2 separate regions of the Homo sapiens genome follow, and region 1 is linked to region 2. The links are chromatin loops, found by intact Hi-C in ENCODE. Cell type or tissue: endothelial cell of umbilical vein. All regions are shown on one strand. Each heading gives the region's core, and the rest is flanking DNA. Links, peaks and the distances in the headings are about the cores only.

Region 1 (2,500 bases), core at 1-2,500, 97 kb before region 2:
AAACATACCAGTCTAGTGCATCAACCTAAATTAAGCTTTAGTAAATTTTCAGACTTACGTAAATCATTTCTGTTGGACCTGAAGAAAAATTCTTTAATATCTGATGAAGACCAAATTTGAGTTGACTATCTTATTGCATATGCAAAGTGAACTAATACTTATTACCTTAAGGAGTTTATCATTTCACATCATATATTAGAACTTGAAAATGTATAATTAACAGTGGTTACGCGATGGCTACATGACATCACATTTTTTCTGCTTACTCCGAATCTCTCTGTACCATCACCATCTGGGTCCACAGACGCTTGCTCCACCTCAGCCACTTTCATGGCCTACCATCTCCCCTTAGGCTAGTGTGGTTTCACCACCTGAAATCAATCAGTTACTTGTCTCAGGAGTGCTTGTGCTTTGCTTTAGCCTCTGCTGTGCAGCCAGGTTACCAGGCACTTGCCTGGCATTTCAGACTCCTACACTGAATTCGAATGGAACACTACTCCACAGGAGATGGGATGGAACATTCTCTTGGATACCAAAGCGTCAGGGTGATACAACTTAGAAGTGTAGGGAGTTCATGGGCCGGGCGCAGTGGCTCATGCCTGTAATCCCAGCACTTTGGGAGGCCGAGGCGGGCAGATCACGAGGTCAGGAGATCGAGACCATCCTGGCTAACACGGTGAAACCCCGTCTCTACTAAAAATACAAAAAAAATTAGCCGGGTGTGGTGGCGGGTGCCTGTAATCTCAGCTGCTCGGGAGGCTGAGGCAGGAGAACGGTGTGAACCCGGGAGGCAGAGCTTGCAGTGAGCCGAGATCGCACCACTGCAGTCCAGCCTGGGTGGCAAAGAGAGACTCCGTCTCAAAAAAAAAAAAAAAAAAAAAAAAAAAAAAAAAGGAGTGTAGGGAGTTCACTCCCTTTTGGACAAACTCTTAACCAGTGGCAAACAGGATATGAGACAGCCAGGCACATAAATTCTCTCTCCATCCTTCCTTCCGTGGATTGTTTGTAGGCACGGTTTATCCAAATAGCTTGTATGCAGACATCCACAGATATCCTGACTAAGTGGACACATCTGTCAAGCAATCTGCTTTGTCTTTTTCTGGCTCATTGTGATGCACCATCACACATGACTTTGCACGGCTCCCCTTTCTTCCTCAGTGGCCTGGGTTTGCACCTCCCCAATGAAGTACCAGTGCTTAATCCTTGCCTCAGGTTCTGGGGAACCTGATCAAAGACAGTTGGTTAGAAACCATCCCTACATTTTCAAATGTATGTATTTCTCAGCCAAATAGTGGGGCACGGTCCACTGTATACATCATTATGATGTTCTGAGTCCCTAAAGCATTAACAGCCAAGTTGTTGACATGTGTTTTAAGTTTTTGTATTTATATGCAACGAGAAAACAATGCCACTCCATTTAAATCCAAAACTGCCAATGTGGAAATAGGTACTGACTTATTGTTATGCTGTGTTAAAAGGGAAGAGCATGATAAGGTCCTATTTCGTCTTTTACTTAAATTCTATGATCACAATAAAATTTATGTGAAATTTGGAGTCACAAAGAATGTGAATGTTTTCTCAGCTCTGCCACCTACTTAGCTGAGCAATCTTAATCAAATTACTTAAACTCTCTGAGCTCCCTCCTCTATAATGTGGCACAATAATACATATTTCATAATGCTATTATAAAACGACCAGCCCCGTGCTTAGAATGTTGAGTGTTCAATATTTGGTAGTAATATATGTTATTATTGTAGCTTTCCAATTAAGCAAGAAAGAAAAAGTTGAGTTTTTTTATTGAACTTTTGGAAGCACTGTGATGAATTTGAATTACAAAAAGGTATTTTGCTTACAACTGATAGAATTACAACCCAAATAAGTTTAAACAACAAAGGGAAATTCCTGACTCAGATAACACAGAGAGAAGAATGGATCTGGCCTCAAACATCAGGTCTCAGATACCATGGTCTGTGCCTTCTTACCCTCCATCGATCAGGCCCTCTTTCTTCTGTGTGTTGGCCCTAATCTCTCCTTCTGCAGATCTCTTCTATGATGTTCAACAACATGTCCAGGCTTACCTCATGTCAGTTTAGCAACTTCAGTGAAAAGAGAAGGAACTTTTTCCCAATATTTACATATCAATTCTATGGGAAGGGCACTAGGCCTCTGATTGTTTCACATGCTCGCCTCTTGGACCAACCATAGTTGTTAGGGGGCTTGCATCCTAGGACTGGCCTGGTCTGATCACTTGTCGAACACAGTAGTCAAGGGGACAAAATCTATCATTTAAAGAAGGGAGCTGAGAAGGCTTCCTTAAGCATAGTCGTGTAAATGTGTGTGCACATGCACACACCCCCAGGAGCCACTGCGCAGGGATCAGCAAACTTTTTTCTGTAAAGGACAAGAGAGGGAATAGTTCAGGTTTTGCAGGCCACATAAGGTGTCAGCTGGATATTCTTCTTTGTTTTTTCATTTGTTTTGCTTTGACAACCCTATACAA
Region 2 (6,444 bases), core at 2,430-4,929:
CCTTTAAGATAAAGTCCAGACATGGACAATTCACAAAGAAATACAAAGGGCAAGTAATATGAGAGTCCAGTCGTAGAAATCAACAATGTGCAAATTTAAATAACATATATTCTCCCAATCAAAGTGGGAAAAATACAGAGAAACAAGGGCCTCTTTATGCTGATGGTAAAAATGTAAATTGATACAAACTTTTTGGGATGTAAATTGGAAATATATATCAAGAGCTTTGACAAAGGTCATAACTTCTAACCCAGTAATACAATTTCCATAAATTTATTTTAATAAAATAGTGAAGGGTATAATAAATGGTATATACAACAAAGTCCACTAATGCATCATATTTAATAAATTACAAACTATTAAAAATAAATGATTAATAACACAAGAGCAGACACACCATATAAAAGTAATACTATGCATATATTAAAAAGCATCCTTTGAAATAATAGTAAATGAGAAAATGCTCTGAAGATTAAGTGAATAGATGTTGTAATATTGCATACGGTATGACCCCAATGTAACATATATGCATTAAAACCTGAGAACATGAACTAAAATGTTACCAGTGTTTATTTTGGAGTAGGAGCAATTATTATTTTCTTCTCTATGCTTTCCTGTATTGTCCAAATCACAACAGGAAAACATAATATTTGACATGTAAATTACTAAGAATGTGGCTATGTGAACCATGTGTGAATGCACACATGCATGTGTATAAGGGATGAAGAGAAAGTAAGCATGTGATGCACAGAGGAACAAAGGAATTGTGACTTGAAGTGTAACATCCATGAGAAGGTGACAGATCCCATTTGTGATCCAGGAGACAGAAGTGGGGTTGGCAAGCAGAGTGAGGACAGTCAACAAGGTCCACTTATAGAAGCTCACAAAGATGCTGCAAAAGCCTGAGCTCTAACCCGGAAAGTAAGCTTTGACAGGAAACTGTATACCAGGCAGTACAACATAGCTTGTTTGTCTGGCTTTGTTTATTGGTCAGTACATATATAGAGATTTTTGCCCCACAGAGTCTTAATTCCTCTAGTACTACATCCCCACACCTGGAGAAATTCCTTGGAATCTGAGAGCTCAATAAGAAAGAAAAAAGCAATACTATGCAAAGGCGGGAATGGTGACACAAACACATTAACGTTCTCTTCAGGACCGTTCCATTTGGTAGGATCAAGAATTTCACACGTCTTTGGCTATGCTGGACCAGAGGACCTCCCCTCCAGATATATGAAGTGCATCAGTGGGTTTTCAAATTAACAGTTATTGAAATTTGGAAACCTCTTCTTTTTCTTAATTTTTCCCAGTAACATCTATTGACCTTCACAGCTGGTATTCTGGGTAGTACACATGTGCTTGCAAAGGCAGGAAAATAGAGGATAGAGCCATGAAGAGACATAGAGAGAGAGAGACAGAGAGAGAAAGGGGGTCAGGGGAAGAAGGAGACATAGGAAAGATTAAGATTATCTACATAAAATGTCAATATTCTATCATTTTTTTAAATGTCCAAAAATGGCAGTTTCCTATGGTTCAACCTAAATGTAAATAGTATCCACATGTGTACAAGAAAAGAAAAGACAGAGAGAGAAAAAAAGAGATGCGTTATACACAAGGATGCTGTAGATGTATGTGGTCTCTCCATCTCCATAATGCTATCTCTGATTATCCACTTTGGAGGCAAAAAATAAGTGGCACTGCGTGCCAGGTCACGATTTAGAGAGCTGCAGGAATGGAAAGAAGGCCTTAAAAACAGCCACATCAAAATTAATGGCTAAGAGGTCAAATGTTAGAGCCACGTCTTCTGAGTTGCCGTTTTCCTTTTAGATTCTTAACTCCATGGACTGTTGATTATCTGCTTTGTCAGGGACTGCTCTAAACTCCATCACTATGACACTGAGCAAAAGTCCCGGGTCTCCTCATGGTATCAGTCAGAGTGCCCGGGTGTCTACGGACTGTTAAAAGCACACACTTCCATTTCTATTTATTTCTTCGTTTCATGTGTGAGACAACACTGCTTCCGATTTTGTCACTTGACAATTTAGTTTGTGTCAGAGTCAGTGTCTCTCACTTCACGGAGAGGGAAAAGTGGAAGGGAAATAGCAATACCTTCCTTTCCTCTATTTTTTTCTTGGATGTATATTTTTCTGACATTCCACTTTCAGTTAGTTGAAAACTGGATCCTTGCCAGGACCTTAGAATGAGGAACATGCTGTCATCACCAAGGAGAATAAATTGGGCAGTTGTTCTCAACTCAAGCAGATTATCACATTTAACTGGGGGAACTGTTTTAAAGCACATATTCCCAGGCCCCATCCCAGGCCTACTGACTCAGAAGTCCTGAGAGTCTGTCTTCTTCGTTTAACTCAGTGATTTTCAGCTGGGGGTGATTTTGACCCATCCCCCGAAGGATATTTGGCAGTGTCTGGAGACAGTTTGGGTTGTCATAACTAAGAGGAAGATATTAGTGGCTTCTAGTGGGTAGATGCCAGGGGTGCTGCTGAACATTCCAAATGTACAATAACACCCACAATAAGGAATGATTTGTCCCTGTACCGTATATATATTTTCATATATTATAAATACACGCACATGTAATCCTGTTCTTTAGTTGCCGTGTGTGGAAAAGTGGCGTTATCAAAAAGATGCATGCATTTGAGTGTGGCATATTCTGCAGGAAATAATGTTAATAATGGAGGCCAAGAATACATGTGTTTAGTTTTATATCTTGCCCAATCTTCCTTGTTTGATAGTGAATCCTGAGATTCAAATATTGGTTCAGTAGGCAGAAACAGACAGCGTCTGCTATGCCTGCTTGATCTGAAGTTTTCTACCAATGAAAGTGAAAGGATTCTTCTCTGTTATTATTTGTTTGAAGCCTCCCATGGTTTCTGGTCACAGCAGTTGCTAGTGAAGAGAAACCATCAGCACAGGCTTAGAGGTAGGTGGAAGGCCCATCTTTATCAGACTCCTGTAGCTCATGACTTCTCTCCTTACATGCATGTTCGTTCTGGGAAGAATTTATATACAAAGAAGAGAGTCGTTTGGGCCTCATTTCTACATCCGTTTATTCATTCATTCACACATCCAGTACTGCTTGAGTGTCTACTATATGCCAGGCACTGGTGTCGGTGCTGAGACTACAGCATTGAACAGACAAGACCCTGCCCTCAGGGAATTTGCCTTATGGTGGGGGAAATGCACACAGAGAACTGTACGGAATTTGTCATGTGTGGGGAGAACTAAAGCAGGGAAAGGAGAAGAGGGAGCACCATGGGATGGATGGTTAGAGAAGGCCTCCATGAAGAAGGAACATTTGGGCAGAGAGCTGCAGGAAGCAAATGAGCAGGGCTAGCCCAGTGAATATCTGATGAAGAGCATAGGAAGCTGGGAAGAGCAAGTGCAAAGGTCCTGGGGTAAGGAAGCAGACAAACAGCAGAGAATAAGGGACTAGCTAGTGGATCTGATTGATCTCAAAATTTGGAAATTTGTTTTAGAGGAGTTTGTAGGACTCAGTTGGGTACTGTCACCCTTCACTTTTCTCTCCGCTCCAAAATTTAAAAAATAAAGCAACGATCACCTAAGGTCAGATAATTACACAGCTTATATGCACAAAGCAGCAGAATTTGTGTTCTGCATCTCTTTCTGAAAGGAAAAGGGAACATGGTCTATGCTTAGGGAAGCGTTGTGCTTATTGGATAGTGGGGTAACAAAAGAGCATGACAGCTTCCATTCTGCAAGTGGCTAAGGGTTTTGGAAAGAGGAAAAGGAGGAGGGCTGTGTTTAAAACTTGGTCCAACAAAATACAAGTAAATAAACAGAAGCGCCAACCCAGGAAATGTGGCTAGCTGCATAGATGAAGAGTCATCGCCCCTGGAAAGTGATTCATGCTTAGGGGAAAGTAAAAAAACCAAGGAGCATTACTGTTGAAATGAGGAACGTGGTCAACGCCTGTGAGTATTCTTAATTAAAACATGTAGATATCTATTCAAGGTAGATCAGTGAGCAGGCACCTTCAGGGCCCTTGGAGAGGTAGGTAATAAGCAGCCCCCAAGGAAAACTTTCTCTTTACTCACAGGTCTCCTCAAAGGGTGTCCAAAGGTGCCAAGAGAGCAAAAGAAGGTCAGTTCCAACTCTTTCAAAACTTTAAAAGGAGCAAAGCCTGATGCTTTGTGGCCTTTACATCTTCAAAGCTCCAAGCCAACTCAGCCACCTTATGACCATAATATCTGACCAAAAGAGCCAGGTTTTTTTGTTTTTCTTTTTTAGTAGCAGGTTTTCTCTCTGAGATTCACGCATTGTCCAAAAGCTTCTGACTTTGTGGAATTGTTTCAGGGAGAAAAAGCTTTATTATTCAAGAGTCTGGGTCAGTGGTTCTTAAACTTACAACTACAGAAGGATGCCCTGGCAGCTTAATAATACTTTCAGTGTTTGCCTCCCCCCGCTCAGAACTAGTAAATGTCGATCTAGGAAGGGCTGGGAATATGCATTTTTACACCTATCCCAAGCCATTCTGAGGCCTCTAGGTCAAAGGACCTTACTTGGAAAAACATTAGTCCAGCCCTTCTCCCTCTCCTCCAAAAACACTTTGGCTCACTGATAAAATGTGGTTGTTTGGGGAGAGGTGAAGGAGAGAATACACGGAAGTTGCCCCAGTTTGCCTTGTAATCGTCTCAAATTGTGGCTCTTTATTGCAGAAGATTTGGGTTTACGCTCCTTTCCACCCCAGATTCAGGTACTTCTCGACCTAGTGCACAGCTGACTACATGGCCTGAGATAAAGAGAAGTGGCAGTTCTGCCTTCCCCAAATTTTCATTTCTAATGACCTGCTTAGAATTGTGTTTTACCTGGTCAAGTCACCGCATCCCCTCTAAGAGGACAGTAAGGTACATCGGCCATAACTTGCAGCCAGCAGTGACCCTTGAGAAAGCCCCAAAGGATGAAATTCTGAAAAACGTGTTTTCATAGCAACCCAGCAAACTGAGAAGTGCACAATTACATCCCTGTTTGGACGAGACCAGTCAATCTGATTCTTGCCCTTGTCCAAGCTGTTAGCTTGTATTTCCCTTTTTGACCAAAAGCAGTGAGTATAAACAGAAGAGGGCTGGGAAAAGGGCCACCAGGGCCATAGCCCCCAGACCAGCCTGGGGGTAGCTGTGTGATCTTAGCAAAGTCACTTCTCTTTACTCTGAAGAGTCAGAAGGCAGATTATAAAAGCTTGTAAAGGCCCTTCCTGCTCCCACTAGCCAGGATTCCACAAACTGAAGAATGTTCATGGTTAGCTTTCACTGTGGAGGTTAAAACCAGGCATGGGGTGCTCTCTAGGCAGTGGGCAAACACAGCAATTAGGGCCACGAGACACAGTGACACGATTAGGTTGCGAGGACCCAGGGCATCAAGAGACAGGGCAGAAAGGTCCCGAGAAAGGAAGAGAAGGTATAAGCCAAGGTTTATCAACCCGGACACTATTGACATATTGGCCCCAAAAAGCCTTTGTAGTGGAGGCTGTCCTGTGTACCTTAGGATGTTTAGTAGCATCCCTGGCCTCTACCCACTAGATGCCAGTAGCATCCTTCTGTATCCCTGCTCCTAGCCCCCAGTTGTGACAACTAAAAATGTCTCTACACATTGCCAAATGTCCCCTTGGCAGCAAAATTGTCCCTAGTTGAGACCAGTAGTTTAAATCAAACAAAATACTATGATGTTTTTCAGCTAGCCCTCTTAATAATTATCCCACATATTCAAAGGGAACATATGCAATTTCTACCATTGTACCCATTAAAGCACCATTGTTGGCGTATTTCACTGGTTAGCAATATAAATCTAAAAGGTAAAGACCACCCCTTTTCGATTCCAACCTTCAGCAAGTTAAGAAATATGTAAATAAAAGGAAGTTGCCAGAGGATGAAGGGGTAAAACCCATCAAAAGCATAGGATGGGGACTAAGAAAAGGTGGAAATCAAAGCAGAACCTGGGATGAATGAGGATCATTTTGGGTTGAAAGAATGGGGAAACCCTTGAGGGTGAAGGGGAAGATGTGGTGTGAGGGTGGAGGAGAAGGAAATTAGAACCTACAAAAAAGTAACCTACAAAAGAATGAGGAGATGTGTGTCTGTGTGTGTATGTGTGTGTGTGTGTGTGTGTAGCAGATTACTTAGGTTGGAGACAGAGAAGTCTATAAGGATGGGAAGTCATCATATTTTGATGGAAAGAAGGAGAACTAACAACTGGAGACAGGAGAGAAAAGCAATTGCAGGCTGGAGCCAAAAGAAATGGGAGCACATGCCGAGGTAACACCTGAGCACCAACATCAGCAAGGCAGCAGCAATGCTTGCTACGTAAACAGAATCAGCACAGCCACTGCTAGCCCCATCAGCCATCCGACATCCGCCGAGTATACACTGAGGGTCTACTAAGTGCCGGCCTCTGTGTTAGCTACTGGAG

The links. Hi-C counts contacts between places; a loop is a spot of excess contacts. Peaks named below come from ENCODE experiments on the same cell type or tissue, not always from the same donor. Only the 100,000 strongest peaks of a DNase experiment are listed, where the experiment ranks them.
Region 1: it touches region 2 in a loop (5-fold over the local background); 1 of 110 quality-filtered maps calls a loop at or near these places.

The regions. Positions count from the first base shown.
Region 1 is chrX:22,419,447-22,421,946 of GRCh38, reverse strand. The region is part of intron 4 of PTCHD1-AS (PTCHD1 and PHEX antisense RNA); the gene reads left to right. Among named protein-coding and RNA genes, the nearest start is that of CBLL2, 150 kb to the right of the region's middle. In endothelial cell of umbilical vein, for the core only: no CTCF peak of the experiment used is centred there; a DNase peak (open chromatin) is centred at 1,006; H3K27ac peaks cover 1,821 bases.
Region 2 is chrX:22,321,149-22,327,592 of GRCh38, reverse strand. All of the region lies in intron 5 of PTCHD1-AS (PTCHD1 and PHEX antisense RNA), which reads left to right. Among named protein-coding and RNA genes, the nearest start is that of CBLL2, 51 kb to the right of the region's middle. In endothelial cell of umbilical vein, for the core only: no CTCF peak of the experiment used is centred there; a DNase peak (open chromatin) is centred at 3,852; H3K27ac peaks cover 1,210 bases.